Linked DNA regions of Homo sapiens: region 1 is linked to region 2. A link is an interaction called in ENCODE POLR2A ChIA-PET data of the cell type or tissue named here. Cell type or tissue: MCF 10A. All regions are shown on one strand. Links, peaks and the distances in the headings refer to the core of each region. The heading gives the core; the rest is flanking DNA.

Region 1 (4,411 bases), core at 229-4,228, 94 kb after region 2:
CAGAAAAAAAAAAAACCCATAAAAAGACAAGGAGAAGGGAACAGACAGGCAGAATCATTGCCTCCTGTGTATTTCTCCTTTTCCCCTATGCCTAGTATTGGTTACATAAGCCAAGAACACAGAAGGAATGTTCAGTTACGACTTTAGGTGTGTTCTTTACTCTTCATGGCTCATCAAAAGAATAGTCTCAGATATATTACGTATGTACTTACACCAACTGCAGTTGACCAGTCATTCCATTTTCCAGATGAGAAAATTGAAGTTCAGAACTACTTAACAACGACTACTAAGTCACCCTGGTGAGTGGAAGATCAGCTACTCAAAGCAGCACTCTTCTTAGAAAAAGCAGCATTTAATATAAAGATAAACTTTGACTTCCACAAGGTCACATAATATAGTTTCAAACAATGATTCACTTTCCATCCTTTTTGCAGAACAAAGCCAACATTTGATGGGAACTCTCACGTTGCCCAGTGAGCTCAGTAGCTTACTGAATAGTTGGAAGTTTGGGGAAATCCTGTAACTAAAGGAAAGCAGGGATATGTAATATCAGATGAAATGGAAAAGTCTGCTTGAAACAAATTGTTTCAAAATATGAGAGGTCTGTTGGACTCTGCCTGTGGCTTGAAGAATTGCTTGAGGAAAAGCGTGGTGATGAAAAACGAGGTTAGTTCTTTCTTCAAGAAAGGCTCAACAAGTTCAAAACTGAAGTGAAGCCATTCTTACCAGAGAGGTTTCAATCAGGGAGTATGTCAGAGGTGCTTGGATGCAGTCCCTATTCCCACCATCCTTTTTTTCAGTAAAAGTCTTTTATGGATGATACAGATGCTGAGGAGAGGAGACTGGGGAACACTGTATCAAAAGGCTTCAAATGTCAATACACTTGTTATTCAAACTTTAAATCTTACTAGTTACAGTGCAACGCAGTATACTGCAGTAAAATATACACTCAGGAATAAATAAACAACCTTCATATAGGCATGCTGTTATTCCTATTTATTAGTAGTTCTATATAAAACTCCACCTGTATTGATATTTCACTATTTATATAACTCATTATACGTATACACACATGCAAAGTTCAAGTGGTACTGTGGCTTATCAAATGACTGCTTGACGTGGCTAAACAATAAATTTGTGAACTTGGGGGTGGGAGTCATACATTGGGACTTGGGGGAAGTGAAGCCTGATACCTAAGCAGAAGGTAAGTTTATCTCTGTGTTTTTGTTTTGTTTTCTGTTTGTTTTGTCTTGTCTTGTCTTGTTTTTAGTCGGATCACACTCATCCAGGAAATGTATCTTTTCTTGCAAAAGAAGGAATTAAGTATTCTACAAGACTAGAGAGCTCAGAGAGAATACTGAACAAAAACAGAGAGTGAAGGAAGTGAAGGTCAGCCACAACAAAAGTAGTAGCTTTTTGTCCCACAGAAGAAAGGAGCCATGAATTTTACACAACATAACTGTCTTAAATGTCAGTATGTTATGTACTAGAGAAAGCCTTAATAAAATGTGTTACTTAAACAAATAGGGATTAAAATGTTCAGGGACTGAGATCGAAACCCTAATATCAAACAGAAGTGGCCATGCTGATGGAGATTGCTACTGGACGAAAACACAGCCATTGTAGAAGACAGTGTGGTGATTCCTCAAGGATCTAGAACCAGAAATATCATTTGACCCAGCAATCCCATTACTGGGTATATACCCAAAGAATTATAAATCATTCTACTATAAAGACACATGCACACGTATGTTTATTGCAGCACTGTTCACAATAGCAAAGACTTGGAACCAACCCAAATGCCCATTAATAATAGACTAGATAAAGAAAATGTGGCACATATACACCATGGAATACTATGCAGCCATAAAATAGGATTAGTTTGTGTCCTTTGCAGGGACATGGATAAAGCTGGAAACCATCATTCTCAGCAAGCGAACACAAGTAGAGAAAACCAAACAACGCATGTTCTCACTCATAAGTGGGAGTTGAACAATGAGAACACATGGACGCAGAGAGGGGAACATCACACACCAGGGCCTGTTGGTGGGTGAGAGGCTAGGGGAGGGATAGCATTAGGAGAAATACCTAATGTAGATGACGGGTTGATGGGTGAAGCAAACCACCATGGCATGTGTACACCTATGTAACAAACCTGTATCTTCTGCACATGTATCCCAGAACTTAAAGTATAATAAAAAAATTTTTTTAATTATATGTGCTTAAAAAAAATAAACCACAGAGGCTGCAACAAAACCTGATTCATGTGCAAAATGACTAGGAGAAAAAAACACAGGTACATAATCAATATATATCACTTGGGCAATTAATTTTGCTAAGTCCCTCTACTGAGGGCTTGGACATTAAAATTAAACCAACTTTATATATAAATGATATATAGTTAATCTGTTTTTTGTGTGTGATATAATTACTGTTTTGTCTGTGTATACACGTCAACAATTACTGATATTATTGCAGTAGTTATTTCTTGTCATTGAAAATCACCTCCATTCTTCTATTCTACAAACACTTACTGAGCAATTATTAAATATTTTTTGGAAGCCAGATGCTAAATTCTATGCCAAGCAGACACTAATTTATCTTTTTTTAAGATTTCAATGCCTGGAATAGGAAAAGAAAGTAAGCTATATCCTTAAGGAGATGTTGCCTTAAAATATGTTCTGTCATAGTGGATTATATATTTATAGTATCAGAAAAAAACCTATTTTAAAGGTTAATGGGAGAATTTTCTCTCAAATTAGACACTCAAGAACTTAACTAAATTCCAGTTGCATACACATAGTAAAATCCATGAGTGATCTCTTTATACATTTTAAAATCCTAAATAAATGCTTGGCAAAGAATGCTACGCAGTCATTTTAATAAGATGATTCTAATACCTTGACTTCTTTTCATGGTGCCTAAATTCCAAATAAAAGCAAAACATTGCCACAAGCATATTAAGAGAAAACACTGCCTTTTAAACTGGCTCTGTGGCTTTAAACTGAGAAAAAAACCTATTCTCTAATATATGGTTTGACATATTTTTCTGCTTTGTGAAGCACTGAAAAGTAACAGAATCAAAGCATACATGGTGAGTTTTGCCTGTACTGTTGAGATTTGTTAAGACAAAATACTACTTATTAGAAATGAAGGAGAAATTAAAAACAACTTTTTGCGCCTGGTGCAGTGGCTCATGCCTGTAATCCCAGTACTTTGGGAAGCCCAGCGGGGCAGACCATTTGAGGTCAGTAGTTCAAGATCAGCCTGGCCAACATGGTTAAATCCCATCTCTACTAAACATACAAAAATTAGCCAGGCATGGTGGCATATGCCTGTAGTCTCAGCTACTCGGGAGGTTGAGGCAGGGGGATTGCTTGAACCTGGGAGGCAGAGGTTGCAGTGAGCCGAGATCACACCATTGCACTCCAGCCCTCCAGTCTGGGTGGCAGAGTGAGACTCTATCTCAAAAAAAGAAAAAAAAGGTTTTATGTTTAAACCAAGAGCAGTTAAACTAATGTATTGATCAGTTAACAGCATCAGTAAAACCAAGGGCACCAAACTCAAAAGAGAGACAAGTTGGGGATCATGGCATTAGAAAAGACTCATATAAATGGACAGAGCCAAAACAAAAGATGAGCTTATTGTTACAAAGATCTGCTTATTAGGGCATTGTGGCAGTGAGGAAGAGATAAGGACTAAGATGAAGAGTAGATACATTTGATCAGAAACTTAGCTGTAACATGGCAAAGTCTTGAAACTTGAACTTTATTTTATTACTGTTTCCACGTGAGTTTCTGGACATCCACTGGGGCACGTCAAATTACAAAAATGACTGACTACTACTGGATATTTAGCCAGTGGATCTGCTAGTAGAGAAGCCCTGTTACATGAAGAAAAATAAAAAAGCCCACAACTAAAACATCTAATAAAAGTAAATCTCCATGGATCAGTCACAATCATTTCTAATACACAAAAAATTGATGTATTAAGTGAAAGAGTTCAGGTAATGGATATGTCAGAAATTTACCATTTGATTCACTTGGAAATATTCCTGTCACCTTCTAACTAAAAATCCCAACTGATTTGTTATTTTGGAATGACAACACCATGCTGTATCTCTTGGTTTTAAATTAGGCTCCTATAATCCATGTCTGACTTGATTATTTTCTTACTGGATCAATAGAATAGAAGTAATTCTGGAGCAAATGTACTCTGTAGTCTGAATGTATGGAATTCAAAACATGTCTATTGAAAAATTTAGTTAGATTCAATATTTTTTGGTGGAGAAACTGGTTTGGAATTCAATATTATTAATATGAACTATTTATAATTTTGATTAGAATTTTTTCACATTCAGTTCATCCGTTTGAGTAAGATCAATTTCAAGGTACTATAAAACTGACTGAGC
Region 2 (4,411 bases), core at 200-4,199:
AAACCTTTATATTTTGGATAAAATAACATATTCTCAGGGAATCCTGCCTTAACTGCCCCGACACCACCAACAACCGCGTAAGTCCAGCTACTTTGAAATCTGCTTTGTTAAAAGGCACTTTCAAAAAAGTTAAATTCACAAACCTTATGCAGACATGAGATGAGCACATGTCAAAAAAGCAGAGACTTTTGTAGCTCGACTTTACTAAAATCAATTTGCAAATGGCTGGCTGCAAACTTGGCTTTTTCATCAGGGTCGGGAGCTGGAGCAGAGGCATGGGGAGAAAAGAATAATTTCTCCACTGCACAGAATTTATTTGCATATCTATAGACCAGAATTATAGTCTTTGCTATCAGTCATCTCCAATTTACGGAATCGTAAAATAGCTCAAAGGCAATGAAAGCCCAGAGCCCTCACAGAAACAGAATCAGACAACTAAGAATGTGCTTTAAACAATACATAGTTTCGAATTGGAGCACAAATTTTCCCTATAGCTTTTATATTCCAATTTTTAAAACTATTTTTTAGAATGAATATTTGATTATTGTGTGTGTTTAGTTCTTAGTCATCATTAATCTTTGCAAAAACAGGAAACAAATCTGCTTACCACTTCATCTCTAGCATCAGGTGAATGTAATGTCTTAAATATGGTAAGTGCTCAATAAATATCGTTTAAATTAATGAGAAAGAAAAAAGACCACAATTTTTTATCTGAGGAATGTGAGCTGCTTTAAATTGTCAGGCCCAGAAAGGCATTTAAAATGTAACAGCAGTCATGTCTCACTCCCCTTTGAGCTAAATAATTACCTCTTGAAGGCACTTGCTATCCAGGCTCTCTAGACAAACTAGTATCAAGAAGCCATAAAATGCCGTACACCATAGAGTTCAGCAATGTATAGTCAATCACTAGCCAATGTTATTTTTGTAAACCAGCGGATATTCCTGAAAAACAACTTTTGCTTTTGTAATCGCCCCTCCTGATTCTTTTTTTTTTTTTTTTACTTAAAAACTCTATCTTCTTCCTTTTTCTTTGGAACATTCTCCAAGGCAACCAGGCTGCAGTCCTCAACCTTGGCCCAAATAAACTCTTTATATTAATTTTGCTTCAGCTTCTTCCTTTTAGGTTGACATGAACAATAACCTTAATCACAGCTGATGTTAGTGAATATCACTGTATCACTTGTGGCTATATAATTTTATAGAATCTATACAAGCAGAAAATTAAAAGAAACAATATTATTATTATTTTATTTTATTTATTTATTTATTTATTTTTGAGACAGAGTCTCACTCTGTCGCCCAGGCTGGAGTACAGTGGTGCGATCTCGGCTCAATGCAATCTCCCCCTCCTGGGTTCAAGCCATTATCCTGTCTCAGCCTGCCGAGTAGCTGGGACTACAGGCGCCTGCCACCACGCCCGGCTAATTTTTTCTATTTTTTGGTAAAGATGGGGTTTCACCGTGTTAGCCAGGATGGTTTCGATCTCCTGACCTCGTCATCCGCCCACCTCGGCCTCCCAAAGTGCTGGGATTACAGGCGTGAGCCACCAGGCCTGGCCAAGAAACAATATTAAACATCTCAATTTATGTTACTACTGTGACAACTCTGAAAATCCAATTCAGAGTTACAATTTATCAAAAGAAATTAAACTTTTCATGCACTTGTCAGTGAAAGTATTAATAATAAAACACTTTATTCCAAAATGAATCCTAAAAACAAAGCTTCTATAAACTTTTAATAACCAAAAAAGTGACACATCAGAAATCTTAAAAAAAACTCTTTGAAGAAATAATTAAATCAAGCTAATTAAATTATGGAAAGTTATAAGAATGCAGGTACCTCATAAGATGTTAGTCTGATCATTGTTTTCTGACTTTCCTCAAAAATTCCCTAAAATGTATTCTTTTTCAACCACTGAATAGAGACATAGTGCAAGTTATTTTGTTTGCTACATAACAGTTATGTGTGTGTGTTTGTGTGTGTGTGTGTGCATGAGTGTGCAGACAAAGCAAGTGAGAAAAGGTTTAAACTTCAGATTGGGATCAATGTAGTGTGATTTATGAATATCATAGTTGGAATTGGTGGCAATTTATACTGGAACAATTCCTGCATAAAATACCACTTTTGAATTTATTGGTTTAGAACAATCACTATTAGTAATTTTCAATCATTTGTGGAATGGTTGTGTGGTTGTGTTCACGTGAGTCGAGTGTGGCTGGACCCAGCAGGGCTTGCTATGGCTTCTGGGTGGTGACCTTGCTGGAAACTGGCTGTTCCTGCTTATTCTTAGCTGATGACTCAGCTCTTCTCCTGTCTCTAACATCTCTCATCTGGCCTGTCTGGGCTTGCTCTCAAGGTGAAGGCAGAGGAGTAAAATAGAGGATGGAAGCATGCAAAGACTCTTGAGACCTAGGCTCAGAACCAGAACTGACACAGAGTAACTTCTACAACACAGAGTAACTTCCAGAGGGCTAAGCAAATCACAGGGACAGTTCAAATTCAAGAAACTGAGAAATAAACTCCCTTTTCATGGGAGAAAGAACAAAGTTATAGTCAAGTTATATTTTAAAGGGCATGAAAAAAGTAGGACCATTTTCAATCTACCAATATAATCAGGATGAGGAATCGAAACTTTTGTTATCATTACCTTAACTCATACAGAAAGTAGTGTCTTTGATTGGGCTTTGTGTTGCCGGTTCTGGAAACCCCAGCTCTTCATTCATAGACAGAAAACTGGCAGCACCAAATCACCCATGGTGGGAATATTTATACCAAAGAAACAATCAAATGCTTTTTGATTTTTTAGATAGCTATTTGTTGAATATTTATCAACATATAATTGGGTTCATTCATATACCAAACCCTAAAACATATAATATAGCGTATGGGAGATTGGAGATAAGAGACAGAAAAATGAAATTGGAGTTTGAAAAACTGGAGATTCATGTTAGAAACTTTAAAATACAAAAAAAAAAACTGGTAAAACTAAAGCCCCTAGATAGCGGTGATTTTTAAAAAAATGGAAATAATAGTGTCTAGTATTATTGGGTATTACAAGGTGAGCACATACAAGAATTGGCTAGTTTTTGAGAAAAAAAAAGGAAGAAAATAGATTTCAGAAATGGAAGGCCTTATGAGACTGAAATCATTGCCTGTCTTTTCCCATGAAAGGATATGAGATAGGACTGAAAAATTATCTGAGGGGCAAGATCCAGTAAAATTTTTTATTTGGATGAAGCGAAAAGCTTTGCAGTTCCCAGTTGTCCGAAGAGTCAGGTCCAAGCACTTTGTCAGAACATGCAACACTCTCGATGCTCTATTTCCTTCTTTCTTTTCTAGTATTATCTTTTCCCCTTACTTTAACTTCAGTTGTCCCAAACTGCTTTGTTTGAGTAATCTTTCTCATTTCCAAGACTTTTTAAAATAATTATTTTAGGCATCACAGTGACTACAGTTAATAACAATATATTGTGTACTTGAAAATTGCTAAGAGAGTAGATTTTAAGTTGTCTTACCAAAAATAAATAAATATGTTCGGCAATATATATGCTAATTAGCTGGATTTACTCATTCTACAATGTACAAATAGAACAAAGCACCATGTTGTACACCATCAATATATGCAATTTTATTTTTCAATTAAAAATCAAATAAATTGTATGTATTCAAGGTGGACAACGTGATGATTTAAAAAGTGTATGTGGTATACTGATTACCTCAGTCAAGTTAACACATCCATCACTACCCATAGTGACCGTTTTTTGTGTGTGTGCGGTGAGAACACTTAAAATCTGCTCTCTTGCCAAATTTCAAGTAAACTATTGGATCAATATTATTTATCTTTGTAATATCAATATGTCAATCCCTAAGCTACTAATATGTAGTCATCTCTGAGGACTAAACTGTTTTCTTCTCCAAAAATCATTTTCTGATCATTTTTGTGTGGTATAGATTGAGCCACAAATTATATTGGATTATAACATTGTATTATATTAAACAGTTATTTTAAATATTTTTGCCACTGGTTTCAGAGTTTCATAAAAGCTAGATCTCTGCCAAATTTATCGTTATACTTGGTGCAGATTATATATTAAATATTCAGGGACAATCTGCTAAATGAAATAATTAAAGATAATTTAAGATAATTAAAGATAATGGATATGAAAGTGTTTTCAAATATGTTGTTATTGGCTGGATGAGGTGGCTCTTGCCTGTAATCCCAGCACTTTGGGAGGCAGGCGCCTGTGGATCATTTGAGGTCAGGAGTTGGAGACCAGCCTGACCAACATGGTGAAACCCCGTCTCTACTAAAAATACAAAAAAATTCACCTGGCGCGGCAGCGCATGCCTATAATCCCAGCTATTTGGGAGGCTGAGGCTGGATAATCTCTTGAATTTCGGAGGCAGAGGT

Evidence for each region. Peaks named below come from ENCODE experiments on the same cell type or tissue, not always from the same donor. Only the 100,000 strongest peaks of a DNase experiment are listed, where the experiment ranks them.
Region 1: POLR2A ChIA-PET joins it to region 2 with 5 read pairs; 2 of 35 experiments call an interaction of 5 or more read pairs at or near these places.

Annotation. Positions count from the first base shown.
Region 1 is chr5:19,414,796-19,419,206 of GRCh38, forward strand. No RefSeq gene overlaps it. Among named protein-coding and RNA genes, the nearest start is that of CDH18, 570 kb to the right of the region's middle. In MCF 10A, for the core only: no CTCF peak of the experiment used is centred there; no DNase peak of the experiment used is centred there.
Region 2 is chr5:19,320,621-19,325,031 of GRCh38, forward strand. No RefSeq gene overlaps it. Among named protein-coding and RNA genes, the nearest start is that of LINC02100, 580 kb to the left of the region's middle. In MCF 10A, for the core only: no CTCF peak of the experiment used is centred there; a DNase peak (open chromatin) is centred at 2,321.